6 separate regions of the Homo sapiens genome follow, and regions 1, 2, 3, 4 and 5 are each linked to region 6. Evidence: chromatin loops called from intact Hi-C (ENCODE). Cell type or tissue: Caco-2. All regions are shown on one strand. Region 1 overlaps PROSER1 (proline and serine rich 1). Region 2 has its middle 75 kb from the start of STOML3. Region 3 overlaps FREM2 (FRAS1 related extracellular matrix 2). Region 4 overlaps FREM2 (FRAS1 related extracellular matrix 2). Region 5 overlaps FREM2 (FRAS1 related extracellular matrix 2). Region 6 holds the start of FREM2 (FRAS1 related extracellular matrix 2).

Evidence for each region. A loop is a pair of places that touch in the nucleus more often than their neighbours do. Peaks named below come from ENCODE experiments on the same cell type or tissue, not always from the same donor. Only the 100,000 strongest peaks of a DNase experiment are listed, where the experiment ranks them.
Region 1: a loop joins it to region 6, with 4 times the contacts of the local background. A loop is called at or near these places in 3 of 110 quality-filtered maps.
Region 2: a loop joins it to region 6, with 8 times the contacts of the local background. A loop is called at or near these places in 25 of 110 quality-filtered maps.
Region 3: it touches region 6 in a loop (12-fold over the local background); 49 of 110 quality-filtered maps call a loop at or near these places.
Region 4: it touches region 6 in a loop (3.0-fold over the local background); 3 of 110 quality-filtered maps call a loop at or near these places.
Region 5: a loop joins it to region 6, with 11 times the contacts of the local background. A loop is called at or near these places in 23 of 110 quality-filtered maps.

What each region holds. Positions count from the first base shown.
Region 1 is chr13:39,021,379-39,026,378 of GRCh38, forward strand. PROSER1 (proline and serine rich 1) reads right to left here. Exons shown (of 13, transcript NM_025138.5): 6 at 4,899-5,000; 7 at 3,095-3,178; 8 at 1,674-1,752; 9 at 948-1,034. Among named protein-coding and RNA genes, the nearest start is that of PROSER1, 14 kb to the right of the region's middle. RefSeq lists a silencer at 1-28. In Caco-2, no CTCF peak of the experiment used is centred here; a DNase peak (open chromatin) is centred at 2,613.
Region 2 is chr13:38,913,062-38,918,061 of GRCh38, forward strand. It overlaps the pseudogene ANKRD26P2. Among named protein-coding and RNA genes, the nearest start is that of STOML3, 75 kb to the right of the region's middle. In Caco-2, CTCF peaks have their summits at 2,587 (motif pointing left) and 2,790; no DNase peak of the experiment used is centred here; H3K4me3 peaks cover 333 bases.
Region 3 is chr13:38,761,435-38,766,434 of GRCh38, forward strand. It overlaps FREM2 (FRAS1 related extracellular matrix 2), which reads left to right. Exons shown (of 24, transcript NM_207361.6): 3 at 2,870-3,016. Among named protein-coding and RNA genes, the nearest start is that of FREM2-AS1, 64 kb to the right of the region's middle. In Caco-2, a CTCF peak has its summit at 2,511 (motif pointing left); DNase peaks (open chromatin) are centred at 2,226 and 2,527; H3K4me3 peaks cover 400 bases.
Region 4 is chr13:38,848,603-38,853,602 of GRCh38, forward strand. FREM2 (FRAS1 related extracellular matrix 2) reads left to right here. Exons shown (of 24, transcript NM_207361.6): 8 at 1-68; 9 at 1,436-1,633; 10 at 2,342-2,506; 11 at 3,084-3,266. Among named protein-coding and RNA genes, the nearest start is that of FREM2-AS1, 24 kb to the left of the region's middle. In Caco-2, no CTCF peak of the experiment used is centred here; a DNase peak (open chromatin) is centred at 2,369.
Region 5 is chr13:38,869,775-38,874,774 of GRCh38, forward strand. It overlaps FREM2 (FRAS1 related extracellular matrix 2), which reads left to right. Exons shown (of 24, transcript NM_207361.6): 17 at 2,968-3,160; 18 at 4,708-4,812. Among named protein-coding and RNA genes, the nearest start is that of FREM2-AS1, 45 kb to the left of the region's middle. RefSeq lists a silencer at 3,043-3,132. In Caco-2, CTCF peaks have their summits at 3,096 (motif pointing left) and 3,312; a DNase peak (open chromatin) is centred at 3,087.
Region 6 is chr13:38,684,083-38,689,082 of GRCh38, forward strand. It overlaps FREM2 (FRAS1 related extracellular matrix 2), which reads left to right and starts at 2,995. Exons shown (of 24, transcript NM_207361.6): 1 at 2,995-5,000. The coding sequence starts at 3,263. LINC00437 (long intergenic non-protein coding RNA 437) reads right to left here and starts at 2,593. Exons shown (of 3, transcript NR_126377.1): 1 at 2,357-2,593. In Caco-2, a CTCF peak has its summit at 1,962 (motif pointing right); DNase peaks (open chromatin) are centred at 859, 2,359, 2,889 and 3,399; H3K4me3 peaks cover 2,913 bases.

The DNA.
Region 1 (5,000 bases), 340 kb after region 6:
AAGTCCCCCAGCTCTCTTCAATCTGGCACTTAATAAAGATCCTTGAAAAAAAAGTTGATACTTTGATCTCTCTTGGGTTCTCTGTGCACAAATTCTAGCATTTCCCAAAGTTGCTTAAAGAACCACCAGTAGGTCATTAAAAAAAATAAAAATACCAGGCACCCCCTATCACAATACACTGAATAGAATCTCTACAAGTGGGGAACTAAAGGTATTTTTTTAAAAGTGCTCCAGGTAGTTTCAGGCTACAGAGAAACCACCTCACTGTTGCTTTGTCATTCCTCATATTTGATTATCAGTCTGTTTTCACCTGTTTCTTCCTTAACTTAATTCAATTAAATGGCAGCTTCATTATTGGGTCAACAACCTTTAACAGTATATTATGCAAGCAGCTCACGTTTAATTTAGTGGGGCTGATTTGGATGCCTCTCCTATGAGTTTCCATAGCACCCTAACCCTATCACAGCACTGATCATTCCAACGCATCTCTTTGAATCTAAGATGCCACTTGCTATAAATCACATTCTAATTTCAGAGAAATTAAACTATAAAAAATGTGCAATTGAGAACCAATAATGTAGAATATATTGAAATGGCCTTCTCTTTCCTCATCTGTATTTTTTCACTAGACTAAACTCTTTGCAAACATGACTCTTTGTGCACCTCTGTATCCACAGCACACAACACATGATAGGGTCACCTAATATTCATTAAACATGTTACTGAACAGATGCTATTAAAATGTTAGCCTATATTACAAATAGAGAAAGTGAAGTCCATCAAGACTATGAAAACTGTCCCACATTACCAAGGATTCACTTCCAGATCCTTCAGACTCTTGAGCTTGTGTTCCCTCTGTTAGAATACGTCATGCCAAACAACTGTCCGTTCCAAGTGTACATTTGTATATGAATAAGTTACTTAAACACCCCCAAATAACATTTTACCTGTTCCTACAGGATTAGGAGTATATGGAGGTGGAGGTGGAGCTATGACATTCGCTAATGGTACCAGACCTGCATTGTTATAAGCACCTAAAATAAAAACACAATAGAAAAAAATATACCTTAGGACTGTTCTGTGACTGGTATTGTTCTGTGACTAGGAGTTCAAACTATATTAATGCAGCTATTCAATTTATTATAAAAACTCCTATTTAATACAGTTGATTTTATATGGAGGTTTATGTCTAGAGTTAAGTGAAAACTGACACCAAATGAAACAACCAGAGATTCCTATTTCCCACTGCATGCTCATTGCAGGGATAAGTTCAGTGAATGGCATGGCAGGCAGAACCTGCTATACTTACATTATTTGTCTTTTCTGCCAAACGCATATACTTGACTTTTTGAAGTTAAATGCATGAATGATGCCTCTGAACTACCAACTACCAAAAAAAGGAATTCAAGATGATTTACCAAAGTGAAAACCCATAAATAATGAATGACTAAAAATAATCTAATTAATTTATCATAAAGAAAATATCCTAAATAAACTATCTGCTGCAGTGTTGTAGGCCAGGACACTACTAGCTAACTATGGGCATAATTAAGCTCACAGTAGCATTTCATAAGTGCTACAGATTTGCCAACCACATAGACCAGCATTTACTTTCAATTTAATAAATAAACAGCAAAAAAGAAAAACAAGTAAAAAATAAGGGAACTCCTTACTTGGTGCAATAGTTGCATGTGGTCGGCATGGAGGTATCGGATAAGGAACAGGTTTATGTGGATTATATGTTGAAGGAGGCTAAAACATGGGGGAAAATACAGCAGTTAGAAGAAAATCAAGTAAGCTGTCTCCTGGCAACTTGTCTTTCAAAATATTTAGTCCTAATATGCTAAAAATGTCCCCGCATATCATACTACTGGACTACATGGGACAACAAATGAGGGAAATTTCTTTGCTTTAATAAATGTGGTTGCTATTAAATTCCAAATGCAGATCTTGCCAAAGATGGCCATAGAGGTGGCCAGAGATTTTTAAAATCATCTCCAATAAGGGGTTAGATCTCATTGTAAACAGCAAACTCCTCCCAGGCCCAGCCTAAGTTAAACCAAGAATTCCTGTTTCCTCCTACATAACAAAGACAAGAAACCTTCTAGGTTTTACAATCTCAAATTACGCAAGAACTCCCAATGGCAACATCCTCCTAAACTGATAGGAATTCATCCTCTCATTCCCACCCTCTTTCCTCCTTTTAGAAGAAAAAAGCACTGTTTGCGTTAGCATTTGGCATTCTGACAACTCCAGTAGAACATAGACTGGAATCAGGAATTCAGTATGTTAGTTGTTCTGCCTTTTGAAATCCATAAATCCACCAATACTTATTTTACAGTTGATGGAGCTTACCTAAGTAACAAAAAGCATTCAAAGCACTGGTCTTTAGAAAACTGGAAGTATCTGAAGCTAAGCCAGATGCTGTACTTTTTACCTACAGAGAGAGCATGTGCATGCCTGTGAGGCAGGGGAAAGGACCCACTGGTGGTAAGGGAGCCAGATTCTTTCCAGCTCCCATAATTGTGGCCCTATCTGAAGTCTTGTGCAAGAACCATGATCTGTTACTATTCTGCCATAAACAACTCCACTGGAGTTCTTGTCATGTGGACAGGCAGGTTTTGCAAGGTGGTTGTATGCAGGCCTCTAGTACTTCAACTCCAAAGATCCTTCAACCCATGGGGTTGTCTTCTCCTGTCCTGTTTACATTGCAATCATTATAATCACTATCTTGTAAATACTTTCAACCTGTGACTTCACTGTGGTTTCACTAACACTAATTCAGCTAAACTACAAACTTAGTTAAAACAAGCTCTCCACACTCCGTATCTCCAACTGAGCAGCTGAATGCATCTCGAGAAAAAAACTGAAAGCAATTTCACTGATTCTACTTTAAAATAAAAAGCTCAATCTCAAAGGGGCTCTTACTACTGTTAAATATTTATGTTTCCCTCATCCATTCACTCTCTCACTCTCCTACAATTTCTAGAATACTTCAAACTTTGCAACACAAAAATAAAATTTATGCTTTGAGTAAAAAGGAAACTTTATGTAGGAAGGAGTTTGGGCTTGTTTCATCATTTTCTAAACATACTGGTTTGGATGGCCCAAGAATTCGTGCAGCTATTCCTTTGCCTTCGTTAGTACATTCTTCACCATCTTTTTTCAAAGGAGTTCCCTATTAAAAAAAAAAAAAAAAGGTAATTGAAACTTAAAAAAAAAACCCTCAAACCAGTAACAATAACCAACCTCACTGTATTACACTGAAGAAAAGGACTTGGTAAGAGTGTAAAGACTTGCATTCCCATTTCAGTTCTGCACTGGCTGGCGGCATGACCCTGATAAGGTCCTCAATCCTCCTATGCTATGGAACTCTCATATCACATGCAAAGGTACTCAGAAGTGAACATGAAAAACACAGAGAGGATGACAGGAAAATATAAGGTATCCACAGGGACTGGTTCTAGGACCTCCCCCATAAATACCAAAATACATGGATGCTCAAGTCTCTTATATAAAACAGCATAGTATTTGCATATAACCTGAACATATCCACCCATATACTTTAAATAATCTCTAGATTACTTATAATACCGAATACAATGTGGATGCCGTGTAAATAGTTGTTATGCTGCATTGTTTTACTGTATTATTGCTTTTTTTCGGAATACAGTATGTTCTGATTTTTCTTCTTCACAAATAGGAGCAATCAGAAATGAACTTCCAATGCCACAGTATGTATAATACTCAAAGAATAAGAGTACCTATGTTACAGTTGAAAGTAGATAAGAAAAAATGGTGTTCTCTATAAAGATTAAGTGTGATTATTTATATTGTCAAGGGTAAATGAGACCTTATTCAAGACTGTTAAAATTAACAGATCAGAATAAGTTGATAGATTATTGCAGTGTGTCATCGCCCTAACACTGTGTGTGGCTAAATGGTATATACTAGTGTGGAAGCCAACTCCCAAGATGTCCCCCACTGATCCTCATCTCCTACCTGCCCTTGCACCATTCCCTCCCAGAATGAATGGGGCTGACCTGTGTAACACATGGGACATTGCAGAAAGGATGGCATCTGACTTCCAGGCAGCTTCCACTTGTCTTCTCTTGCTTGGATTACTTGCTCTGGTAGAAGCCAGCTGCCATGTCATGAGGACATTCAAGCAGCATTACAAAAAAGTCTTTGTGGTGGACAACAAAGGACTCCTGCCAACCACCAACACTACCTTGCCAAGCATGTAAACGAGTCACCTTGAGGCCCTATTCTTGGGCTCCAATCAAATTTTCAGATGAATGTAACCTCATGAAAAGACCTGAACCAGAACTATCCAGCTAAGCGTTCCAATATTCCTGACCCATAAAAGCCATGTGAGGTAATAAACATTTATTGCTTTAATCCAGTAAGCTGTGGGGTTGTTATGCAGCTACAGAAATATAACATTCTTTGAGAAAGCTGTTTTACAAAGAGGTTTGAGGAACATTAGATGATATAAAAACAAGTTTCTTTTTTATAGTACTTCTCAGAGCCTTTATATGCGATTCCCCAGGAAGGAAACACTGTATGCAAAGTTTCCCAAACACACTTCACTGAGTGAAACTGAGATTGTAAGAATACTGAGAATTTGAGAACTGTTCCTTTACTAAATGTAAATCAGTGCTTCTAAAGTACTTTGAAAAATAAAATCATCCTCTCTTCTATTTGTCTTGTTCTATAGATTTTATATAGATACCCTTAATACTTTAATGAAGTTTAGACATGAACTTTCAATCAGTGGTGAGCCTGTGAATTAAGTTACCGACATAAAATTCCTTTCCTTTAAATATCATTAACTTATTCTACACTTCATACTTAACCATGAGAAGTTTCATATACAGCTACAGAAGTATGCTTACTGGGAAAATTCCATTTATGCGGCTAGGTCTTCCTTTGGGATATGGATTTCCTGGGATTGTTCCACAAGAAGATATCATAGCATGAGGAGCTTTGCAGCCCCC
Region 2 (5,000 bases), 230 kb after region 6:
GTTTTGTTCTTGTTGCCCAGGCTAGAGGGCAATGGTGCAATCTCGGCTCACTGCAACCTCTGCCTCCTGGGTTCAAGCAATTCTCCTGCCTCAGCCTCCCGAGTAGCTAGGATTACAGGTGCTCGCCACTGCGACCAGCTAATTTTTGTATTTTTAGCAGGGACGGGGTTTGTCCACGTTGGCCAAGCTGGTCTCAAACTCCTGACCTCAGTTGATCCATCCTCCTCGGCCTCCTAAAGTGCTGGGATTACAGGCGTGAGCCACCACACCCGGCCTAAATGACTTTTTAAAATTCCCTTTTATTTTATTCTTGCTTTCCCATTAAATCACACATTTTCCTCACATTTCTATGAATAGAAATTCAGAACTTTTATCCCTGGAATTTTTACTGAGTGACTTAATACAGTACCTGGCACAGATTATGGAAAGGAAAAGGAGAGAAAAATGTCTTGGTGACATTAATCATTGTCCTGTTTGGTTAGAAAAGGGTGCCATTAATGGCTTTTGAAGTGTGTAGAATAATAGCCTAGCAGAAAATAAATATTGCCAGAGGAAATAGAAAAGCTTAATAAACTGCTAATTTTTATGTTATGCATAATACTAAATCAAAAGTTCCGTTAGTTCTGTATGGAGTGAAATACTTAAATATTTTAAATAAAAACGCTCCTGCTTTCTCCATGGCCTGTTTATTCAGCTTGAGATTATGTTTCAGTTGGTGGAGGTAGCTTGAAGTCCAACATTAATAAGGAAAGCACAACCGCAACTTTGTTTATACTTTTTTATTTAAAAAAAAAGTAAATAGGCCAGGCGCAGTGGCTCATGCCTCTAATCCCAGCACACTGGGAGGCCAAGGCAGGTGAATCACCTGAGGTCAGGAGTTCGAGACCAGCTTGACCAACATGGAGAAACCCCACCTCTACTGAAAATACAAAATTAGCCAGGTGTGGTGGTGGCATATGCCTGTAATCCCAGCTATTCGGGAGGCTGGGGCAGGAGAATCACTTGAACCCAGGAGGTGGATGTTGCAGTGAGCTGAGATCGCACCATTGCACTCCAGCCTGGGCAACAAGAGTGAAACTCTATCTCAAAAAAAATTAAATTAAACTAAATTAAATAGAACAAAGCCAGGAAATCATGTTGCCAGAGGGCTCAGGAGGGTCTCCAGATACCTGTGAGACCGCAGCCCCACCTGGCGTCCAGATTCTTGACACCATCACTACGAAGAATTCAGGGACAAAGGCTCAAGAAGCTTTTATTGCAAAGTGAAAGTACACACAGGAGAAGAGGACAGATGTGTCCGTGACAATGAGTCATGCACAACAGAATTTGGGGTTTCTGATTTTACGGGTGTTCAATTGAAAGGTGGAATCATCATTAGATATTCTGAAAAAGGAGGGGATATCAGGGACCTCTGCTAACCACCCCCTTTCTCCCTTGTTTGGGTTTCCTCAGAAGAGTCATGGACATGCCACCTTGACCGGGATTTTGGCCATTTTCTCTCTCTTAGTTTTATTGCCCTAAATTCTAGCCATACCAATGGCTTTCAGTGCTCCAAATACATCCCTCCATGCCTGGGTACTTTAGCCATGCTTTCCCCAGTCAGTGATGGTGGGCTAGGCACCTTCCAAGGCAAATGCTCACATACTCTCAGGACCTACCTCTAACACTTCCAGGGCCATGACTCAGAGGTTCCTCCAGAAGCCATGTAGATTACTCCCCAATTCCCCTTACTCCATGCATCTCGTACATCTCTATTCAATGCCATACCATACTGAATTAGAATTGCCTGTTTTAAGAGTGTTTCACAGGCACTCTTGTAGATGCATTTCAAAACTCTGAAAAGTGACTGATACGGAGCTGGTCTTGACTCAATAAATCCCTCAATCTTTTCTCCCGGTCCCATCACCTTGCCTACGTTTTTCTCTTGCCTGAGCCTTAACAGGTAGCACTCACTGTCTTCTGGGATGGCTCTGCTTATAAGATTCTTGAGGATGCCATTCAGAAATACTTGTATTTAAAGAGTATGTGAGATGATGAATTTGCTTAACTGTAATAATCATTTCACTATGTATAAATATGTCAATATATCATGTTGTGCTTCTTAAATTTATACAATTAATAAACTAAAACTTTTTTTAAAAGCCAAAACTAATTGTGTTTAGGAAACCAATTTAGAGATTTTAAAAATTAGCCCTCAAAGACATTTTCAAGCATGTTCTTTCACCACCCTTGTACAATTCACTCATTACCTGGGAAAAATTAAGCATTTGGCACTGAGGAATAATTCAGAGCAACAATTCTAGGGGAAAACGAGAGAGCTGAGTTGGTGATCAAAAAGAACTCAAGCCAACTTTAAAGGCAATTAGCTCCTAGCATTGCAACCACGGCATCAGAGGTGGGGCCTGCCCTCTGTCTTGCACTCATCCCCTTCAGGCTGAGCAAGGTGTTATTTTTAACTAGTTTGTGAATTATAATTCCCTTCACCCTTATGTTAATCATTACCTATTTCACAGGGATGCCCTTATGTAATGAAAAAACCATACAGGATAGTTTGTCTCATGGCGCCCTCTAGTGATAATACAAAGATCACAAACAAAGAAAGTTAATTCACCCAGTGCCAGAATGTGCCAAGAGTAATAGTACTTTTCTTTTCTTTTCTTTTTTTTTTTTGTTTTTGTTTTTGTTTTTTTGGAGACGGAGTCTGGCTTTGTCGGCCAGGCTGGAGTGCAGTGGCGCGATCTCGGCTCATTGCAACCTCCGCCTCCCGGGTTCAAGCGATTCTCCTGCCTCAGCCTCCAGAGTAACTGGGACTGCAGGAGCACGCCGCCATGGCTAATTTTTTTGTATTTTTAGTAGAGACGGGGTTTCGCCGTGTTGCCCAGACTGGTCTCGAACTCCTGAGCTCAGGCAATCCGCCCGCCTCGGCCTCCCAAAGTAGTAGGATTACAGGCGTGAGCCACCGGACCCGGCCGTACTTGACTTTTGAAAAATAAAACTTTCTTTACTCACAGATTACATTATTGAACAACTAGAAAATCCTATCAACAACAAGAACAATACAAACTTCTGGAACTAATAAGTGAGTTTGGCAAGGTCTCAAAATACAAGGTTAATATGCAAAAGTCCATTTCTTTCATATATATCAGTAAAGAGCAATTAGAATTTGAAATTTTAAAAAATACAATTTACAACAGCATCAAAAATAATGAAATACAATTATACATCTAACAAAGTATGTACAGGATATATATGTGAAAAAACTACAAAACACGTATGAAAGGCAACAAAGAATATTTAAATAAATGGAGAGAGAGTACATGTTTATATATTGGAAGAAAACATTTTTTAATAATTTCAACTTGTATTTTAGATTCAGGGGGTACATGTGCAGGTTTGTTACATGGCTATATTGCTTGATGCTGAGGTTTGGAATGTGATTGATTCCATCACCCAGGTACTGAGCAAAGCACTCAAGAGTTAGTTTTCCACACACTGACTCCCTCTTTCCCTCTCCCATTTAATAGTCCCATCATTTATTGTTGCCACATTTACAGCCATGAGTACCCAATGTTTAGCTCCACTTATAAGTAAGAACATGCAGTATTTAGTTTTCTGTTAATTTTATGTTAATTCGCTTAAGATAATGGCATCCAGCTGCATCCATGTTGCTGCAAAGAATATGATCTCATTCTTGTTCATGGCCATAGTGTATATGTACCACATTTTCTTTATTCAGTCGACCGTGGATGGGCACCTAGGTTTATTCCATGTCTTTGCTATTGTGAAAAGTGCTGTGATGAACATACGAGTGCATAGGTCTTTCTGGAAGAATGATTTATTTTCTTTTGTATATATACCCAGCATTGGAATTGCCGGGTTGAACGGTGGTTCTAAGTTTTTTGAGAAATCTCCAAACGGCTTTCCATGGTATCTGAACTAATTTATATTCCCACCAGCAGTGTATAAGCATTCCCTTTTCTCTGCAGCCTTGCCAGCATCTGTCATTTTTTATTTTTGTTTTGTTGTTGTTGTTGTTGTTGTTGAGACGGAAGCTCGCTCTGCTCTGTCGCCCAGGAAGGAGTGCAGCGGCGTGATCTTGGCTCACTGCAACCTCCGCCTCCTAGGTTCCAGTGATTCTCCTGCCTCAGCCTCCCGAGTAGCTGGGAGTACAGGTGTGTGCCACCACGCCCAGCTAACTTTTTGTATTTTTAGTACAGACGGGGTTTCACCGTGTTAGCCAGCATGGTCTCGATCTCCTGATCTCGTGATCTGCCCGCCTGGGCCTCCCAAAGTGCTGGGATAACAGGTGTGAGTCACCACGCCCGGCCCTTTTTTTTTATTTTTAGTGATAGCCATTCTGGCTGGTGTGAGATGGTATCTCATCGTGGTTTTGATTTGCATTTCTCTGATGATTAGTGAGGTTGAGTATTTTTTTTTTTTCGTATGTTTGTTGGCCACTTCTATGTCTTTCTTGAGAAGTGTCTGTGCCCACTTTTTAATGGGGTCATTTTGTCTTTTGCTTGTTGAATTGTTTAGGCTCCTTATAGATTCTGGATATTAGACCTTTTTCAGATGCATAGTTTGCAAATATTTTCTCTCATTCTGTAGGTCATCTGTTTACATTGTTGATAGTTTCTTTGCTGTGCAGAAGCTCCAGTTTAATTGGGTTCCACTTGTCAATTTTTGTTTCTGTTGCAAGTGCTTTTGAGAACTCCAAATTCTTTCCCAAGGCCAATATACAGAATGGTATTTCCTAGGTTTTCTCCTAAGACTCTTATAGTTTGAAGTGTTACATTTAAATCCTTAATCCATCCTGAGTTAATTTTGTTTTTTTTTTTGAGATGGAGTTTCGCTCTTTCGCCCATGCTAGAGTGCAGTGTGGCATGATCTCAGCTCACTGCAACCTCCGCCTTCTGGTTTCAAGAAATTCTCCTGTCTCAGCCTCCTGAGTAGCTGGGATTACAGGTGCTTGCCACCACACCTGGTTAATTTTTGTATTT
Region 3 (5,000 bases), 77 kb after region 6:
CTTTTCTATTACTTTCTAGATGATGTTCCAATTAATGGAACGTAAACACAATAATTTTTTAAAATATTTTTTAAAAACAATGAGAACAAGTATTGGCAATAATGAAAGAATGGATACTGTCAATTATTGATGTAAATTAGTACAATTTAGTACAATTAGTAAATTAATACAATTAAATATGAGAGGATACCCACTAAAGTGCACAACTATACAGAGTAATCAATAAGAGAACAGCTGCAGAACCACAAAGACATGAAAGGGCTGGAGCAGCTGCAGCTGCTTCACACAGGAGGGGGATAGAGCAGCAATAAGGAATGGAAAGTGTCAGCCAAGGAAGAATAGGGGTCCTCATTTTAGGCAAGAGGACAAGGGTGATGGAAAGAGTGAGGGTGGCAAATCCCAGGAGCTGCAAGAATCTTGGCTTGACCTCCAAATGGGCAGATTAGAGTGCAAGGGGAACAATCAGGGTAGGTCAGGATGAACCTGGAAATCTGCAAAGAAAAGTCCACTTGATATGGGCAAAAGCTGTAGGCAAGAGGGGCAAAGGAGAAAGGAGCACAGGTGGGTGTAAGGCAGACGAATAGTAGTCCAGCAGTGGGCATGCAGGGTGGGCTTGGGCATGCGTGGCGTGGCAGGGCAGAGTGAGCTTGCATTTGTTGAATGATACTATTGACCTCAGAGCACTGTGTGTGTGTATGGGTTACCTGAGTCGATCTTTGAAGAAATCACAGGCGCTAATTAGCGTCACCCTCACCTGACTCTCCAGAAAAGGAAACAGAGATCCAGAGAAGTAACTTGGTCAGAGTCAGACAGCAGCTAGAAGTGATGTGGGTGGGCCTTGGACTCCAGTTCTGAGGAGCCTCCTAGCCCATGGCCTCTCCTCTCCAGAACAGCACTCAGGGTGCAGCAGACATTGGGCATAGTAAGTTTAGTAAGTTTCATCAGCGCAAAATGTGGAATGAGTTTCCTTGTTAAACGGACAAACTGACACAAAATTCCTGCTCTCCAATCTTTTTTTTTTTGAGACAGAGTTTCACTCTTGTTGCCCAGGCTGGAGTGCAATGGTGCGATCTTGGCTCACCACAACCTCTGCTTCCTGGGTACAAGCGATTCTCCTGCCTCAGCCTCCCGAGTAGCTGGGATTACAGGCATGCGCCACCATGCCTGGCTAGTTTTGCATTTTTAGTAGAGACGGGGTTTCTCTATGTTGGTTAGGCTGGGCTTGAACTCCCGACCTCAGGTGATCCACCTCAGCCTCCCAAAGTGCTGAGACTACAGGCATGAGCCACCACGCCCGGCCCCAATCTATTTATATTTTATAGTTGATAAATTAACTAAAAATAGGAAAGTCCATAATCCCATCATTTAAAACACCAAGCAGCTTCTCCTGTATCATGTCTCATTTTACGAAGCTACATTCACAGTATCAGTACCATTTGTTGTTGTGTTTTTAAGTGTTTTCGGTGTTCCAACAACAATTTCATATTTATTGTTTGGGAGTTGAATAACATTTTATTGATTTGATACACTATAAGATAGTTTTTAAGGTTTGGGGTTATTATAGAAAATATTGCAATGAATAGTTCCTTACAAATATATTTCTGCTTCTCTTAAAGCAAAAATCCCACAGAAGGAGCGACAAGATTGAAGGATATAACCATCTTTTTGCCCCTTGCACACATTGGCACATAGCTGTCCAAAAGGCTTGTGCTAATTTGAAAGCCAAACAACAGTAAACAAGAAAACAATTTCCCTACATAATCTCAGTTGTACAAGGTATTCTCTTTAATCTTTAGTACCTGTTAAGTTGATAGCTCAAAGTTGCTGCAGTTTTTATTTTTTAAAAGTTCGAGCAAAGATGAATGTATTTTCATGTCTTCGCTCACTCAGCGTTTTCCCTTGTGTAGATTTTTTTTTTGTCGTCTATTAAAGTTTTGAGATTTTCCTCTTTCATTTCTTTTTCTATGTGAACTGCAAAGAGAAGAAACTAGAATGAAAACTGTGCCTCTAGCTGTGTTTGTTACTTGGGCTTTTTTTTTTTTTACACCCTCTTTCAGAAAGACTTAAAAGGCATTACTGATGCCTTTGTTTGTAAACCTCACCTTACTCTGAAATAATTGGTGTAGATCAAAGGAAGTAGAGGGATGCGTGCAGAGTGATCAGCTGATAACCATTTTTCCTTTCATTTACCCAACATAGTCGCTTTCACATTAGAGAGATCACACACAAGGTTTATTTTCTGCTGATAGGCAGCCCACTCCATTTTGGTGGGAAGATGGAAGGGGAAAACCTTATCTTCAGAGTGGAATGGAAATCAATGAAAAGAACTGTCTGTTTGCTCTAAGGAATGGAGTGGAATATAGTGGGGAAGGGAGGCGGAGAAGGGATATTTGTTTTTCCTTAAGTGGTTATAATTAAAACCTTCCACCCAATTGCTCTGTGAACCGGAAAAAGTATTTGTGAAGTTGTGTGTGTGTTTTTTAGAACATCACAAAGGAGCCTTGCAGCCCTCTGATTAGAAAACTTGCTCTCCAGTGGCACCTTGTGGGAAGTGAGTTATCCTGCAAGTTGGATATTTAGTTTTAGGATTAAACTAAATAGCCTCTGGTAGTTGTGCACTTCCTACCCATTACCTACTTCCCCTCCTAAAACAGCAAGGAATTTGTGAAGAATTATGTCAGCGATTGAATGTATGTGTAACAGTCTCTAGACTGTAAGCTGTATCTCCATGTACATATTCCAGAGTTGTGTATCAAACTAAGTAGCTGTATTGATTGTTAATGTTGTTTCATTAAAGTAATCTGTGGAATTTTGAAGATCACTCATTCAAGAAAGCACTAATTTATGGCTTTAAATTTTTATTTTCAAGGTGGAAACAAGTTAACGTACCAGAATTTTCGTCTGAATTGGGCATGGATCTCCTTTGAAAAGGAATATTACCTGGTCAATGAGGACTCCAAATTTCTAGATGTTGTTCTTAAACGTAGAGGTTACTTGGGAGAAACTTCTTTTATAAGTAAGTTTAATTTTTTATTTCTGTTTTAAAATTTTATTTTTCTAGCAAAGGTTTATAATTCTACAGTGATTAAAGTATCAGTTTAGTTCACTTAGAGCTTAAAGTTAAAATTTAAAAGTTCTCTAACTGCTAAAGAAACAAGCAACAGGTTTGTGTCAAGGTACTTATCTCTTCAAGCCTTCTGTGTACATATGATCTTTTTCTGGTATAAAAATTGGCAGGAACACTAATAAGTTACGAAACAAAAATAAATGTCACTAGATCTTAGAATGAGCTTAGGCAAATCTGTAATTTACCCGTAAGATAAAAGTTTTCTGAAACATGAGTATCGTGACCTTTCTTTGTAACAACAGTAAATTGTTAAATACTAATGATTTTCTTCTGCTTTACTTCGTTTAAATAAAACTAAGAGTCAGAAGCAAACGAATGAAACCTTTTTTCAACTCCAATTCAAGTTCATATTTGTTTTGTTTTGTTTGAGACGGAGGCTCGCTCTGTTGCCCAGGTTGGAGTGCAGTGGCGTGATCTCAGCTCACTGCAAGCTCCGCCTCCCAGGTTCACGCCATTCTCCTGCCTCAGCCTCTCAAGTAGCTGGGACTACAGGTGCCCACCACCATACCCAGCTAATTTTTTGTATTTTTAGTAGAGACGGGGTTTCACCGTGTTAGCCAGGATAGTCTCGATCTCCTGACCTCGTAATCTGCCCACCTCGGCCTCCCAAAGTGCTGGGATTACAGGCGTGAGCCACCGCGCCCGGCCTCAAGTTCATATTTGATTTTCATAGAAGCATAAAATAAAGTTGGCAGTATATTGGTACTTTTAAGCAGCAATATGGTTGGCACAAAATATTTAATATGTTGATAAAAATGGCAGCACCTGAAGCAACTATATTGTTTTTGGTACCATATATTTTATAGACATCTAGACCAATGGAATTTGCATGGGATAAAAAGAGATTTCATTGAGTGAGATTATCAACTAAGGTGGCAATCTGGGAAAATGTTGGCAAAGTAAAAAGTTAGTAAACCTATGCTTGTCTCCAAATGATTATTTTGAAATTTTACTGGGTCCATGAACTTCCAGATCCTCAAAGAGTAGACCTCTATGCACAGAAATACACACCCCTGCCACCCCCAACATCCCTCCCTGACACCCCCACACATCCCGCTGTAATTTTGCTGCAGCCAGAACCCCACCACTCTTTTTGATTTCCCCTGACATGTTTTGATTCTGAATATTAATTACCCCTTACTTTTAAAATTCTTTTTTTTTCCTTTTAACTTTAGAAGACCAGGTTTTCACACGACACTTTCCCTGTCTTTGAGGTTGCTCTGGTTGCAGGGGGGCTGGTCTCCCCGCGGCCTCACCCCCAGCCTCTGCTTCCATCTTCATTTTGCATGAGCCTCCACCTGGCTGTGCTTCTCATGCTTTGTATTTAGCCTAGGATATTCTGAGCACTCTCACTGCGCTCTCTTTTAGGGACATATTCTCTGTGCACATGTGCACATCCTGTCTTATCATCAGGGAGTGATTCGTCTTAACTCTGCTTTGTACTTGAACATATAGCAAATAAATCATGGGGAAAATGATAACTAAAAAACAGAGCACCTTACCGATTATTAAAAATAGGTTTATCTATTTTTTACCTGAGTTCCCACTCCTGGTGAGTTTATTTAATTTTTCACTCACAACAGGCCCCTGGATAACATTGGGAAAGTTAACAGTAGAAAAAGATTGTAAAATTATTTTTTTGCCTTTTTTTTTCTCCACTGCCTCTTTTTTCTTAAGCTGGATGCCAAAATGTCAAACAAGAGCTCTTTTTGTTGTTATTTTTTTCAATGCACTATTATTTTCTACGAATGTGGGGTTAACGGCAGTTCTACAAAGGCTCATAGGCTTTACTTGGTTCACTTCACATGGTTACTTAGTAACCTGGGGTGATAGAAAATTGGGAAGCCTTCTGTGTGTGGCCCACATCCTTCAG
Region 4 (5,000 bases), 160 kb after region 6:
GCCTATGAACGCAGCCCTTGGCGAGCCCAGCAAAGCCACAGTGTCCATAAATGACTCTGTCTCCGATTGTGAGTGTTTATTAATTTTATAATTTACAATGATAATTGAAATCATAAGCTAAGGTTTATGTATATATGATAAGCAAGATGATTATATATATTTGTTTGTTTGCTAGGGCTTCCATAACAAAGTAGCACTGTCGGGGTGGCTTAAATAACAGAAATTTATTATCTCATAGCTGTTGGCTGGAAGTCCAAATTTAAGGTGTTGGCAGGCTCGCTTCCTTCTGAGGGCTGTCAGGGAAGGAGGTTCCAGGCCTCTCTCCTTGGCTTGAAGATGGCCATGTTGTCCCTAAGTCTCTTTGCATGGTGTTCCCTGTATGTGTCTCTGTCTAATTTTCCCCTTTTAATGAGGACACCAGTCACATTGGATTAGAGCCTACCCTAAAGACCTCATTGTAATTTAATTACTTCTGTCAAGACCCAGCCTACCAATAAGGTCACATCCTCAGGTATTGGGGGTTGGGATTTCAACATATGAATTTGAGAGGAACACAGTCCAGCTCATACAAATACCCTAGCTGACCACACCTTTCTCCTCCTGATGATTTTGATAGAATTAGACAGTCTCAGAATAAAACTTTTATTCTTTCTCTCAAACCTTAAAGAAAAAAAATGTGATGTCATCAGTATCTTGATTGTGCCTCAAGAATTCCCGTCACCACAGTTGGGTGGAACCATGTGGAACTGCACAGACTCCTGAGTGTCAATAATCTTTCTCCACTTCACAGCACAAGACACTTTCTGTCGTCTCCTTCCCCTAGACACTCATCAAATTTCTTTAATAATGTGCCAAAAATGCTGTTCTGGGACAACCCTCTGCTGGACACATGGCAGAGCTCTCTGACACGTCATCACAAGGGAATTCTGAACACTCTTCAATCATGATGATTTCAACAGTGCTTGGAGGAGTCTCACCTATTGTCAATGAGCCCTATACGTAATTAACCTAGCATAGGTGTCACCTAAAAATCACACACACCACACACACAGTCAAGTTACCTACATGATCTGAGTAAACTATGCTTGTAATTATGTGCACAATATTCAGTGTTCTTCACGTCAGGAAATTCTGAAAGGCTCATGACTAAGAAACATGTAGATACAAATATCTTAAGGTTTGTGGTTTTATCTACTTTTTAACATTTCATTGCATACCCTTACTTTACCAAACAGGCAGAGCAAAATGTCAAAGGTAAGGAAATCAAAACTCTTAAGTGATTTGCTCAAGGTCAAAATATTGGCAAGTGACTGAATGGAGACAGAATCCAGTTCTTCTCACTTACTTTCCATTATTCTTTCCACTAAATCACATCTTCTGAAATGCCATTTTCCACAAGGAAATTTCTGTTCACTTTAATCCTTTGTTTTTGCAGTGCCTAAGATGCAATTCAAAGAACGAATATATACTGGCAGCGAAAGTGATGGGCAGATAGTTACAATGATCCATAGGACTGGGGATGTCCAGTACAGATCTTCAGTGAGATGCTACACCCGGCAGGGGTCTGCACAGGTGATGATGGACTTTGAAGAACGCCCAAACACTGATACCTCCATCATCACATTCCTCCCTGGTAAGCTTGAACTTGAAATTTTTTCGTGAAATTTGAAGAAGCCGAATTTTTACTCAGAAATATATATCAGGGAAATACAAGTTCCTCGATATCAACAAGCATATGGCATGGTTTTATGTGCAATAAATGAGGAAAGTGAAATCGATTTTTAACAGGTTGAATGAATGCCCTTTTGGTATCTGCATTAACTTATTGATTTCCAGTGATGTGATATATGGTTTATTCAAAACTTATTCAGTGGACAAAAGCATATCAAATGTACAGATTTTACAATGCTAGGAATTAAACTTGGCTCAATGATTTGTTTAGTAAGTCAAAAGTTAATAATACTAGAAACTAGTGTTGAGGTCAGATTAACAATGATCAACCAGGGCAAGGCTGCTAATCTTGCTTTCTGAATGTAATGCTAAAAATTCATAAATAAAATTGACATTTGTGCTTTTTCCCTTGTTTTCTAAGATGAGTGGCAGAGCTCAAAGACAGAAATCAAAGAAATTCCCCATACGAATAAGTGCTGGTCATTGCATATACTTAAATATTTATTCACTTATTCAGCAAATATCTGCTGAAGGCTTATTGCATGCCAAACACTATTTATTGCACTGATACAGCAGGGAAAATCAACAAACTTGCCCTTATGGTGCTCACATTCTAGTTGTAGATATATTCCTATGGGATGTGATTGACCTGCTGACATTATTGTTCCAGGTGAGACAGAAAAGCCCTGCATTCTTGAGCTGATGGACGATGTGCTCTATGAGGAGGTAGAGGAGCTCCGCCTGGTACTCGGCACTCCACAAAGCAACTCTCCCTTTGGGGCTGCAGTTGGTGAACAAAATGAAACTCTCATAAGGATCCGAGATGATGCTGATAGTAAGAAATCTTTTTTTGTTTGTTCAACTGTAAATTAGAAACTAAAATCCAGCCAAGTCAAGGTTTTAAGTGACTCAGAAAAATGCCCCCACCTCCTCTGCTTTATGACTAGGGTTTTTAAGCAATTGAGAAACAGCAAAAAGACAAACAAATGGGGAACAAAATAAACCATTAAAACTGATAAAGTTGATGCTGGAGAATATGGCTTATATCCAAACACTAATTCCCAAACATCCATACTGGCCCTCTACTCTATACACACCCTTGGGTACAGGGGGACCAACAGTTTCCTCCCTTCCCACCCACCTTCAGTGGCCTGCTCATGTGTAATTTATGGCACATATAGAGAGCTGGCAGCACATGCTCTCTGGGGGCTGGTTAGATCCCTGGAAGGAGCTGGACAACATATGCCAGCTTTTCCTTCCACACACGTCACTAATTTTGAGTGAGGGGACAGAGAGAAGCCAGGAGTGTAATAGTCATTTATCCCCTCCCACATGGAAACAAACATTAGAAATGGAGGAAAAGCATTCCCCTTACTAACAATTTCATTTGTCTTTGTTTCCCACAATTTTAGAGACTGTTATTAAATTTGGAGAAACCAAATTTAGTGTCACTGAACCCAAAGAACCTGGAGAGTCGGTGGTTATAAGAATTCCAGTGATTCGCCAAGGAGACACTTCAAAGGTTTCCATTGTGAGAGTCCACACCAAGGATGGCTCGGCCACCTCTGGAGAAGACTACCACCCTGTGTCAGAAGGTATGGGGCTCCCAGGGCCTGTCTCCTGATGGATCATGCCAACTCTGTGTTTCAGTGCCAGTGCCCTTAAGGAAAAGAAGGGAAACATCCAATTGAAATCAAAATAGGGCACTCTTTTTTAGGGGGTATAATTTTAAGGGGTACAAGTGCAATTTTGTTACATGGTTATATTATGTAGTAGTGAAGTCTAGTCTTTTAGTATCTCCATCCCCAGAATAATGTACATTGTACCCATTAAATAATTTCTCAATACCCACCTCCTGCCACTCCCCCACCCTCCCAAGCCTTCAGTGTTTATCATTCCACACTCTATGTCCACGTGTACACATTATTTAGCTACCACTTATAAGTGAGAACAAGCAGTATTTGACTTTCTGTTTCTGAGCTGTTTCAATTAAAATATAGACATACTCTTTTAAATTCCTCTCGTTTAGTAAAACAAACACAATGGGATTTATTTCCAAGATTTTTTTCTTTTTGACTTACAGGGTATATGTGTTAGGACTTAGGGAAATTTTGAGTAAATGTGCTAAATAACCTTCTGTTTGAATTGGCTTTCTATTAGTTTTACCTTCATTGTAGTTACCAGATTAAATAATAATTTCCTATATTTTTCTATGTAATTGCAATATGCATGATAACTGTGATAATAATCTATTTTAGTTTAGAGAACACCAGCAATCTAAATCTAAACCAAAAAATTTTGTGTTAACAAAGGACAGTAAAAGTATAGTGAAATATTAACCACAGAGACAATGAATTCTCTAGGATTTAGGAGCCACTTAGAGATGTCTTTCATCCCTCTCCTTTTGCAAATGTTGGGCCATGTCACCATCTTTTTTTTTTTTTTTTTTGAGACAGAGTCTCACGCTGTTGGCCAGGCTAGCATGCAGTGGCGTAATCACAGCTCACTGCAGTCTCCGTGTCTTAGGTTCAAGCGATCCTCCCACCTCAGCCTCCCAAGAAGCTAGGACTACAGGCATGCACCACCATGCCCAGCTAATTTTTTGTATTTTTGGTAGAGATGGGGTTTTACCATGTTGGCCAGGCTGGCCTCAAACTCCTAGTCTCAAGTGATCTGCCCACCTTGTCCTCCCAAAGTGCTTGGATTAAAGGCATGAACCACCAAACTCAGCCTGCCATTTACTTTTATCAGTAATTAAAACAAGTCAGTTCTGGCCGGGTGCGTTGGCTCACACCTGTAATCCCAGCACTTTGGGAGGCCAAGGCGGGTGGATCACCTGAGGTCAGGAGTTCAAGACCAGCCTGACCAACATGGCAAAACCCCGTCTCTACTAAAAATATAAAAATTAGCCAGGCGTGGTGGCACACGCCTGTAATCCCAGCTACTTGGGAGCCTGAGGCAGGAGAATGGCTTGAACCCGGAAAGCAGAGGCCGAGATCCGCCATTACACTCCAGCCTGAGAGACAAGCGCAAAACTCCGTCTGAAAAAAAAAAAAAAAAAAACAAATCAGTTCTTCTCTCTCACTTGCTCTCTCTCTGAATTATTTGCTTACAAAATAAAAGTAACTTTATGTCCAATATTACATTTATGAATTATTTGGAGTCTAATTATTCACTGTGTTTTCTCCTTTCCTACCTCTCACTATCAAGAGTCATTAGTTCTTGATGATCTTAGCACGTCAGGCATTCATCTTTATCTAATTTACAAACAAAGCTGAGAAAACAACTGATAGGTATCACTGAATCAGTAATAAAGTTAGTGAGGCAAC
Region 5 (5,000 bases), 190 kb after region 6:
GATGCAAAATGGTTATTAAAGTTAAATTAAGTTCTTAGAACTATCAGATAGTTTGGTAGTTTTTCTCTTGAAAACAATTTTTTAAAATAATTGAAGACTGCAGATCATTTGATCTTTTATTGTCCTGGCTAGCTGTTTTGCGACATAGAATCTTAACTCTCCCATTTGTTTACAGGTAAACAGCGACTGATAACATCGTTCAGTGTGCATGAATAAGCTACAGAAATGCAACCCCAATCACAGTTTTCACTTAAAACATGAAATTATAATGTACTTATCAGAAGACATAGAATAATTTTGGAAAAGTAAACAAATTTTTTTCTTAGTTGCTTTAGGGAATAATTATGCCTCTTTTTTACTATGTATTTGATTTAGATATATGAAACTTTGAGGCTGGAATATACTTGAGGTCATTTTTCCATCCCATTGTTTTATACTTTGTACACTGATACTCTTTTATATGTAAGCCACTCTCAATTATTTTGCAGGATATATACTTACCCCAGTGTGTAGCAGAATAAATTTGACAGTGTGTTACTTTTTCCATGGTATTTGCATTTTACACTTTCCTTTTAAATATGGAATTTAAAGTATTGCTTGCCTTTGATGAAGAAACTTCAAACAGCAATAGGGACATATGAAATCACTCATTGTGTCTCGGTTTCTTTAAGATTTGACAGATATTTATTTCAGTATAAACAAATACCTCGAAAAGTCCTGTGATACAGGCTGAAAGAAAATTAAGTGCTTTTTAAGTTGACATCTAAATGTTAGAATGATTGCATTGCACTCTTCACTTTTGAAGAAGGTAGGTGATCTAGATGGTCAAGATAGTTTCATTTAGGCTCCAGTTCCTCCAGGTAGAGATTCTAAGTAGACAGAAAGAAGACCTAGCCATGGGTACTAAGAAAATGCAATGGAATGCTGATTCTGTGTCCAAAAATGATCAAGCTCTAGTTTACCACAACATCAAATAAAATCAAATCAGAATTAGTTGGGGAGCTGTACTCCAAGTAACTTATTCATAGGAAGTGAGTATTAGTAATTCCCTCCAAAATAGCATACTCAGTAACATTTGATGGATAGAATATAACATTGGAAAAAATTATTCTTAGCACCTATAAAGCTTAATTGGAAATCTATTCCTAAAACCTAATTATTTTTTAAAATCATGGTTTATTAAAATTGTAAGGTAAAATATTAATCTTAAGGACTAGTGGCATATGGGTTGACTTAGTCACCGTCCATTTCCCTGCACTTCAAAATCAATTGCTCAATGAGGTAATAACAGCCGCCCATAGAAACTACTGTCTCAAAGGACTTTTAATGCAAAGCACCTCTCCTGCTGGCCAGGCTAGCAGGTAAGAGGGAATGCTAACTACTATACTATACAGCTAAGAATGAAATAACTGGTTTGGTTGATGGTTCTTTTCTATATATTTTTATTAGGGATTCAGGTCATCATTTTTGTGACATGAGCAGTTTACTTTTAACTTCATAAGAATGTTCTAAATTATAGTTCTCATGATTTAAATTATTTGCTAACTCATGCCTGTGATTCTTGTTGTGAGCTGTGTGGAAGGAGAACTAGACCATAATCAGACAGCCTGACTCAAACTTCTATGGAGTGTGATCTGACCTAAGTCCTTTCCTCTTGTGTAGAAGAGGCTAGTTGTATTTGTCCTACTATTGTGCAGAGCTATTTTGAGAATGAAATATGATAGCCTTTGTTAGATGACCTTAGGACTGCCTTCATCTTTGTTTGGAATACGATGAAGTAAGACAGAATAGAAAAAAAACATGGGCCAAAAGCTGAGTTCTGATCTTGTCCGAGCCATTCAGGAGGTTTAGAGAATACTGTGGGACATTTACCTTTTTCCTTTGAGTCTTAATTTTATCTTTGTCTCTTTCTATCCGTCATCCATTGACCATCCAACTATCCATCCATACATGCAAAATAATTATGGTGGAGAGTGAAAATATTAAATAGTGTTTATTCAGAAACTAGTACAGTTTCTGAAATATGGTAAGTACTCAATATATAAATATTAGTTTATCCTCCACTATTCCCAACCCATCTGCTAAACACCAGAAGGAGGAAAGTATAAAATTCAAGGCAAGACACTTCATTTCAACTAATTATTCTTGAGATATTATAAATGTTATATGTTATTAGTAAATATATTTGCTTCCAGATCTATGTTTCATATTCCCTTAATAAAAAAGTAGCTCATAGCAGCATTTTTTATAATAGCCAAAAACTGGAAACAACCCAAATGGCCATGAAGTGATAAATAGATAAATGAAATGTAATATGTGCATACAATGGGCTGCAATTCATTAACAGGGGAATTAAGTATTGAAACGTGCTCAAACATGGATGCACCTTGAAAACATTATGCTAAATGAAAGAAATCTATCACAAAAAAACACATTTTGTATGATTCCATTTATATGAAATGTCCAGGATAGACAAATACATAAAGACCTAGTGGTTTCCAGGGACTGACGGGGAGGAGGGATTGGGGGTGACTGCTAATAAGTACAGGCTTCCTTTTGGAGGTGATGAAAATCTTCTAAAATTGATTGTGTTGGTTGCACAGCTCCTTAAATATACTAAGAACCATTGAACTGTTTACTTTAAATAGGTGAATTACATGGTATGTAAACTATCTTCATAAAACTGCTCTAAAGAGGATTTTGTAAGTATAGTATGCTCAAAATAATGCACTGTCTTAAGGATTTCTGGTACATATCCTTTGTTGCCAATGAAGGTAATTAGTAACAACTATTTAATCGATCCAAAATTAAGTGAGGGGAAAATAGTGTTATAAAATGCTGTCATTTCCTCTTCTCAATGATTACTCAAAATCTTCAGTTAAGCGAAAAGAGAAAATGGCTTGTACAAAATTAGGCCCACTTAGTTAACACTGAGTCATGTTGATTGATGTAATTTTGTTGTTTTAGGTCCTAAACCTAGTGCAGTCCTATGTGACCCTTCGAGTCCCTCTGTATGTTTCCTACGTGTTCCATTCCCCCGTGGGGGTAGGAGGCTGGCAGCATTTTGACTTGAAGTCAGAGCTTCGTCTAACTTTTGTGTACGACACCGCCATCTTGTGGAATGATGGAATTGGCAGCCCCCCAGAGGCTGAACTTCAAGGTGAGTTCAGAAGACTTGGAAAATTCTATAGTTTTGTAACCTATTTAAACTATTTAAGACGATTTTTTTTTGCCATTGCTAAAAGTAGTACTAGCAAATTTCAGTATATTTTCATTTTCTATCTATAATAAGATAATTTCACCTTTTTCATCAAAAAACTCTTTAAACCATATTAGGGCTTTAAATTTTGTGCAATATGTGATTATTAAATATGACTTTATATATTTCATGGATATTTTATCCTTGCGATCTATTTTAGGTGATTAATTATTTATGTGTTACATAACACAACATATATATTTTTCTGAATTCTAGAAAATGGATAGAGGAAGCTCCAACGAAAGCAAGAAATGACCAAGGGAAAAAGTTACACATTTTTATTTCTGAAAAAAAGAGGTGCATTTAAATTAAATACAAATTATGGCCTGAATTCTAGTCATGACTCTACAACTAACTAGCTGTGAGATCTCAAGCATATTGCTTAACCTTTCTGGGACTTAACTTTTTCTGAATGATAGACACAACTTCTAATATCTCTTTCTGATGTAAAATTCTATTACTCTGGGGTACTTTAGTTGAATGTCTGCGAACTCGGATTGTGAATGCCACTAGTTCGAGTTCGCGAGCATTTGCAAAACTTGGTTTCAATCTCCATGTTAGACTCATAGTTCAAAGTCCACAAGCATCAATCTAATCCATTAGTAGGACGAGTGCTTTTTCTTTTTCAGACATGTATTACTGTTCCGATTCCACAAACATCCATAGTGTCATGCCAGTACTGCATTTTACTAGCCAGCAGGAAAACAGAGTTAATAGTGCACCTCAAATGTAAATCTACTCTCTTAAGTGGATTAAAACCTATTTATGCTCTGTTCATTTTGTTGTTGTCTTTTTTTCTCCATGTTTCATTTTGAATAGTTTCTATTTTAGAGCTATGTGACAGGTAATATGATAACCCTGAGTTATGATTCCAAATTATTTCAAATGTTTTAAGTCCGTGTCTTGTTTTAGAAGATGTATATTTAAGTTAATCTTAATGAGGATTTTTCTGTGGTTCCCAACCTCCACATAGGATCTCTTGTTTCCATCTGATTTCTGGAGCCAAATTTTATCAAACTGCTAAATTTCTTGGGAAAGCTTCAGAGGTTTCTTTAAGTCTATAAAATTAGGAATAATTCTGGATAACTCAAACCTATTTCTATTTACATGTCCGAATCTCCATCATTTTGACAATTTTGTCATGCCTCTCAATTTACAGCTTCATTTTTATAAACTCAGATTTTAAAAAAACTTGGTCTATTGTAAGTAATCTGTGTATTTCATAGTGACTTCACTCATGTTACTTAATAATTCATTTTGGCTCCCTTTTCTGCTTAGAAAAGAAAATGAAGATACTTCTGCCTCTGTTATTCAGAATTCTTCTGATAATACCCTTTGCCCAGAATGTTTAAAGACAAGTCAAACCTGAATTAATTTTTGGAAGGAATCTGTACATAAGGGGTCTCTGGCTACATATATTTTCATTCTTGGTACTCTCCCCATTATAGGTTCTCTCTATCCAACCAGCATGCGCATCGGTGATGAGGGGCGCTTGGCCGTGCACTTCAAGACAGAGGCTCAGTTCCATGGCTTATTTGTGCTGTCACATCCCGGTAAGCCCCGTTATCTTTTAACAACCACTCCTCACACAAAAAGGAGGTAGATTTTCCATCTTCACACATTTCAGCGTGCTTCTCTGTTACCACTGAAGCCCTTAATCTCAAATGAATTGTACATGTGGGATTATCTCCATGAGAGCTTGATAATTGTTCAGCTTCACCTCATAATCCACAAAATTATC
Region 6 (5,000 bases):
ACTAGGTATTAGGTATTAGGTATTTCCACCTAAATACCTTGCCTGAATCATAAATTAATTACATTGCTTCCTTTATTTTAGAAAACAAGTTCTCTAGTGCTTAATCTTAGTCTGTGAGTTTTAGCAATCAATAATTTTAACTCTAAGTTGATATGAGACAACACTTTGGTATGACTTTAAAGTAGCAAACAAATTTAAGAATGTATTTTAAGGAATATTTTGCCCATGGTATGTATAGGAAGCGTTATAAGGCTTAAGGAAGTAAGAAGTGAAGTGTTAAGCTCGAATTTTGTAAAAAAAAAAAAAAAAAAAAAATCACATTTGCTAACTTATTCTTCATGAAATTGAGTGATATTGAGAACGCTGACTGTAAAATAATAATTTTCTTGCTATTTTAGCATTCATATCTTTTAACACTGAACTAGGAGCCTAAACAGAGATGATCTTCATCAATAATATTTGCTCTCAAATAAAAATTTGACATCTCATTGTTTTGTCAATGATCATCAATGTAAAATATATTTAGCCAAATGATAGTTTGAGTTACCTTCTATTTGATTTACAAGACAAATAACTAAGACATTTACCAAAAAATAATAATAATCTCTAAAAATCATTCTATCACTTCGATCAAGGCAGACAAAATTAAAAAGTCAAAAAGATTATAGTTTATTGATTTCCTTAGGCTATGTAAAAATAAATGTGGTCCTGTATTTTTCTTACCATGAAACAAAATATTGAACTCTGCCCTTGAGGCATACTACCATACTTCAAATGCTGATCTTATCATTGCTTGCAAGTCAAACAGAGTTGGACTTTAAAAGGAGGAAAGGAAAACCCTGGAGCCACTAAGAAGCATCAAGGGTCAAGCTGTTAGTCTGGTTCTGCTCAGAATTTACCCAGGGTCACAATGCCTGGATAAGGCCACTTTGCTTCCAGATGACATTTTTCAATACAAACACACAACCAGAATTTGAAATTTACTATAAAAAGAGCCATATTCTGAAATTGGTTTTCTAGTTTACTTGGCATCTTATTTGTTTTAATTTGGAACAGGAAATAGCAGAATTTCCCCCCATGTTCCGCATTTTGAATTCTGTATGCGATAATAAATAATCATATAAATTATAAAATAATAATGACAAAGCAAATAGGAAATTGGTAAAGAGTTAGATGGGGGATTTTCTAATGTATTTAAAGTAAGGGCCACATCCCTTCTATGCTCCTGGATGCCCATTTTGTAATAAATTGTGAAATGTATCCATCAGTTTCTAAGTTGTAGTTAAAAGCTCCTCAAACAATGCACAGCACACAGAATAATCTTAATTAATATTTAATTAACTAAATGTTACTTGTTTGCGTGCTTGCACACTTGCTTGGATGAGTGACTCCTTTAAATTGATCTCTTGCTTCTTTTTGAAAGATTTTAGAACTTCCTGTCTATGATTCCTGGAAACGGACACCACTCAGTAGGTTTCATGGAAAGGAATCTGGCATCTCCCAGCCATACTTATGTACAGAGTTTGTGCTGCAGCCTGGAAAATAGCTGTAACTGTGTCAAGCAAGGATCAAAATCCTGGTCTGGAGGAGCTCAAGCTGAAAACACAAAGGCTTAAAAGGATAGGCACTTCTTACTGAAATTACTCCCATAGGCACCTTCTAGCTTCAATTTAGACTGAAATGTAAAAAGACATTAACAATTTCTTATATTTCCCTCTTTTCCAAATTCAAAATCCCTTGGAGCAGGAAAAGGGCAATTATGGCTAATTATGACTATTACTCCAATTCTATGCTCCTGTTAGCAATCAGATTTGCATTACTGGAGAAAAAAAATATTATCCTAAATAAAACATTCTGACTATGATTGCTTAGGAGCCAATCCGAAAATGATTAAGTTTAAATTACAAGGGATCTTTTTTGAGGGGGGGAGGAGAGTTGATAAAAAAACCTTTTAGAAAGGGAATCTACACACTACTAAAACCAAACAAACACAAGGGGGCAGGAAGAGCTCAAGCTCTGACTTCAAAACCTGTTGGCTGAAATGAGAGCTAAACTATTTTAGTGTGCCCTCCGGATATTTATCAATTTTCGTGGCATGCAAAGAAATGTGATGCTGACAAGTAGATTTAGTTTGTGCTTGGTCTAATTACTGCGAAGAGAACAGGAACGTCTCTAATGACAGCTACCCTAACAGAGTCGGATTTGGGAGCGCCTGGGGCCACATTCCCTAGAATTTATTCTTTGGTGCAAGACTAGCAATTCTGATCAGACTGCATTTCTCACGCATTCCAAATGCCCTTTTTCCCTTTTACTCTGTGAACCTCGGTTGCAAAGGAGGGGCTTGTTAAAAACTCACCAATCGGAGGACTGTGCCCATTGTAATTCACGAGGAGAAGGCAGCGTCTGGGCGCGCCGAAGGGGGCTGGGCTGGAGTGCAACCTGCTCTAGCTATGGCTTTTAATTCCAGCTGTCCTTTTGCAAATATGCCCCAGAATTTCTTCTCAAACGCTCTGGGTTTCGCTTCAAACTCAAAAAGCATTGCGTCTAACTTTCCCCTGGGTTTGCAAGTTTCCTTGGGAAATGGCCATGCCCTGCGCGGGATTTCATTGACTAGGGCGGAGGGGTGGGGGTGGCTAAAATGGGTAACCCTCGGTCGCCGGCAGATGAAGTGAACCCAGCACAGCAGTGTGTTCCGGCTCCTCTGCAGGAGTACCAGATCTATTAATAGCAGCCCAGAGAGTAGCGCAAGCAGGGGTGGGCAACTCCTGGCCACTTCTTCCCTCACTTCCAGGACAACCTGTTGCGCCTCTATCTCCTCCCCTCCCCGCAGTTTCCCCGCCTTGGCCTCTAAGAGCTGATTGGCAGAAATTACTACCCAACCCTCAGCTCCGCACCTCCTCCCCCGACCAACGATTGGCCACCTGGGAGGACTGGAGTAAGGGGTGCGAGCGGAGGGATTTCCCTCAAAGCCCAGGGTCCGGGGACCTGGAAAGTAGAAGTGGAGGGATTCAATTCTCCGCGCGATTGAGGCGCTAGCGGCGGAGCTGGACGGCCTGGGAAGGCTTCGGCTCCTCGGCTGCGGCTCCAGCCCGGACGGCGCCGCGCAACTTTGCCATCCTTCTGGCCCAGCCCCGGCTACAGGAGGACCCCGCGGGCAACGCGCGGAGTTCCTGGCACTTCCCGGCGGTGTCTCTTGTTGTCTGCCCGGGGACCGACTTCGCATGCTCTCAGGCTGACCTGTCCAAGCCCGAACACCGGGACCATGCACTCAGCCGGGACTCCCGGGTTATCCTCGCGCCGGACAGGCAACTCCACCAGCTTTCAACCAGGACCGCCACCGCCGCCCCGGCTGCTGCTGCTGCTGCTGCTTCTCCTGTCACTGGTAAGCCGCGTCCCGGCACAGCCCGCTGCCTTCGGCAGGGCGTTGCTGTCCCCTGGTCTCGCGGGGGCTGCAGGGGTCCCTGCTGAGGAGGCCATAGTGCTGGCGAACCGCGGACTCCGGGTGCCTTTCGGCCGTGAAGTCTGGCTGGATCCCCTGCATGACCTGGTGTTGCAGGTGCAGCCCGGGGACCGCTGCGCGGTTTCGGTACTAGACAACGACGCACTGGCCCAGCGACCGGGCCGCCTGAGTCCCAAGCGCTTCCCGTGCGACTTTGGCCCTGGCGAGGTGCGCTACTCTCACCTGGGCGCGCGCAGCCCGTCTCGGGACCGCGTCCGGCTGCAGCTGCGCTATGACGCGCCCGGAGGGGCAGTAGTGCTACCACTGGTACTGGAGGTGGAGGTGGTCTTCACCCAGCTGGAGGTTGTGACTCGGAACTTGCCTCTGGTCGTGGAAGAGCTGCTGGGGACCAGCAATGCCCTGGACGCGCGGAGCCTGGAGTTCGCCTTCCAGCCCGAGACAGAGGAGTGCCGCGTGGGCATCCTGTCCGGCTTGGGCGCGCTGCCTCGCTATGGAGAACTCCTCCACTACCCGCAGGTCCCTGGAGGAGCCAGAGAGGGAGGCGCCCCGGAGACTCTCCTGATGGACTGCAAAGCTTTCCAGGAACTAGGCGTGCGCTATCGCCACACAGCCGCCAGTCGCTCACCAAACAGGGACTGGATACCCATGGTGGTGGAGCTGCGTTCACGAGGGGCTCCTGTGGGCAGCCCTGCTTTGAAACGCGAGCACTTCCAGGTTCTGGTGAGGATCCGAGGAGGGGCCGAGAACACTGCACCCAAGCCCAGTTTCGTGGCCATGATGATGATGGAGGTGGACCAGTTTGTACTGACGGCCCTGACCCCAGACATGCTGGCAGCCGAGGATGCTGAGTCTCCCTCTGACCTGTTGATCTTCAACCTTACTTCTCCATTCCAGCCTGGCCAGGGCTACTTGGTGAGCACCGATGATCGCAGCCTGCCCCTTTCCTCCTTCACTCAGAGGGATCTGCGGCTCCTGAAGATTGCCTACCAGCCCCCTTCTGAAGACTCTGACCAGGAGCGCCTCTTTGAACTGGAATTGGAGGTAGTGGATCTAGAAGGAGCAGCTTCAGACCCTTTTGCCTTCATGGTAGTGGTGAAGCCCATGAACACAATGGCTCCGGTGGTCACCCGGAATACCGGTCTTATTCTCTATGAGGGTCAGTCTCGGCCCCTCACAGGCCCTGCAGGCAGTGGTCCGCAAAACTTGGTCATCAGCGATGAGGATGACCTAGAAGCAGTGCGGCTAGAGGTGGTGGCTGGGCTCCGGCATGGTCACCTTGTCATTCTGGGTGCTTCCAGTGGCAGCTCTGCTCCCAAGAGCTTTACAGTGGCTGAGCTGGCAGCCGGCCAGGTGGTCTACCAGCATGATGACAGAGACGGCTCGCTGAGCGACAACCTGGTGCTTCGCATGGTGGATGGAGGAGGCAGGCACCAGGTACAGTTTCTGTTCCCCATCACCTTAGTGCCTGTGGATGACCAGCCACCTGTTCTCAATGCCAACACGGGGCTGACACTGGCAGAGGGTGAAACAGTGCCCATCC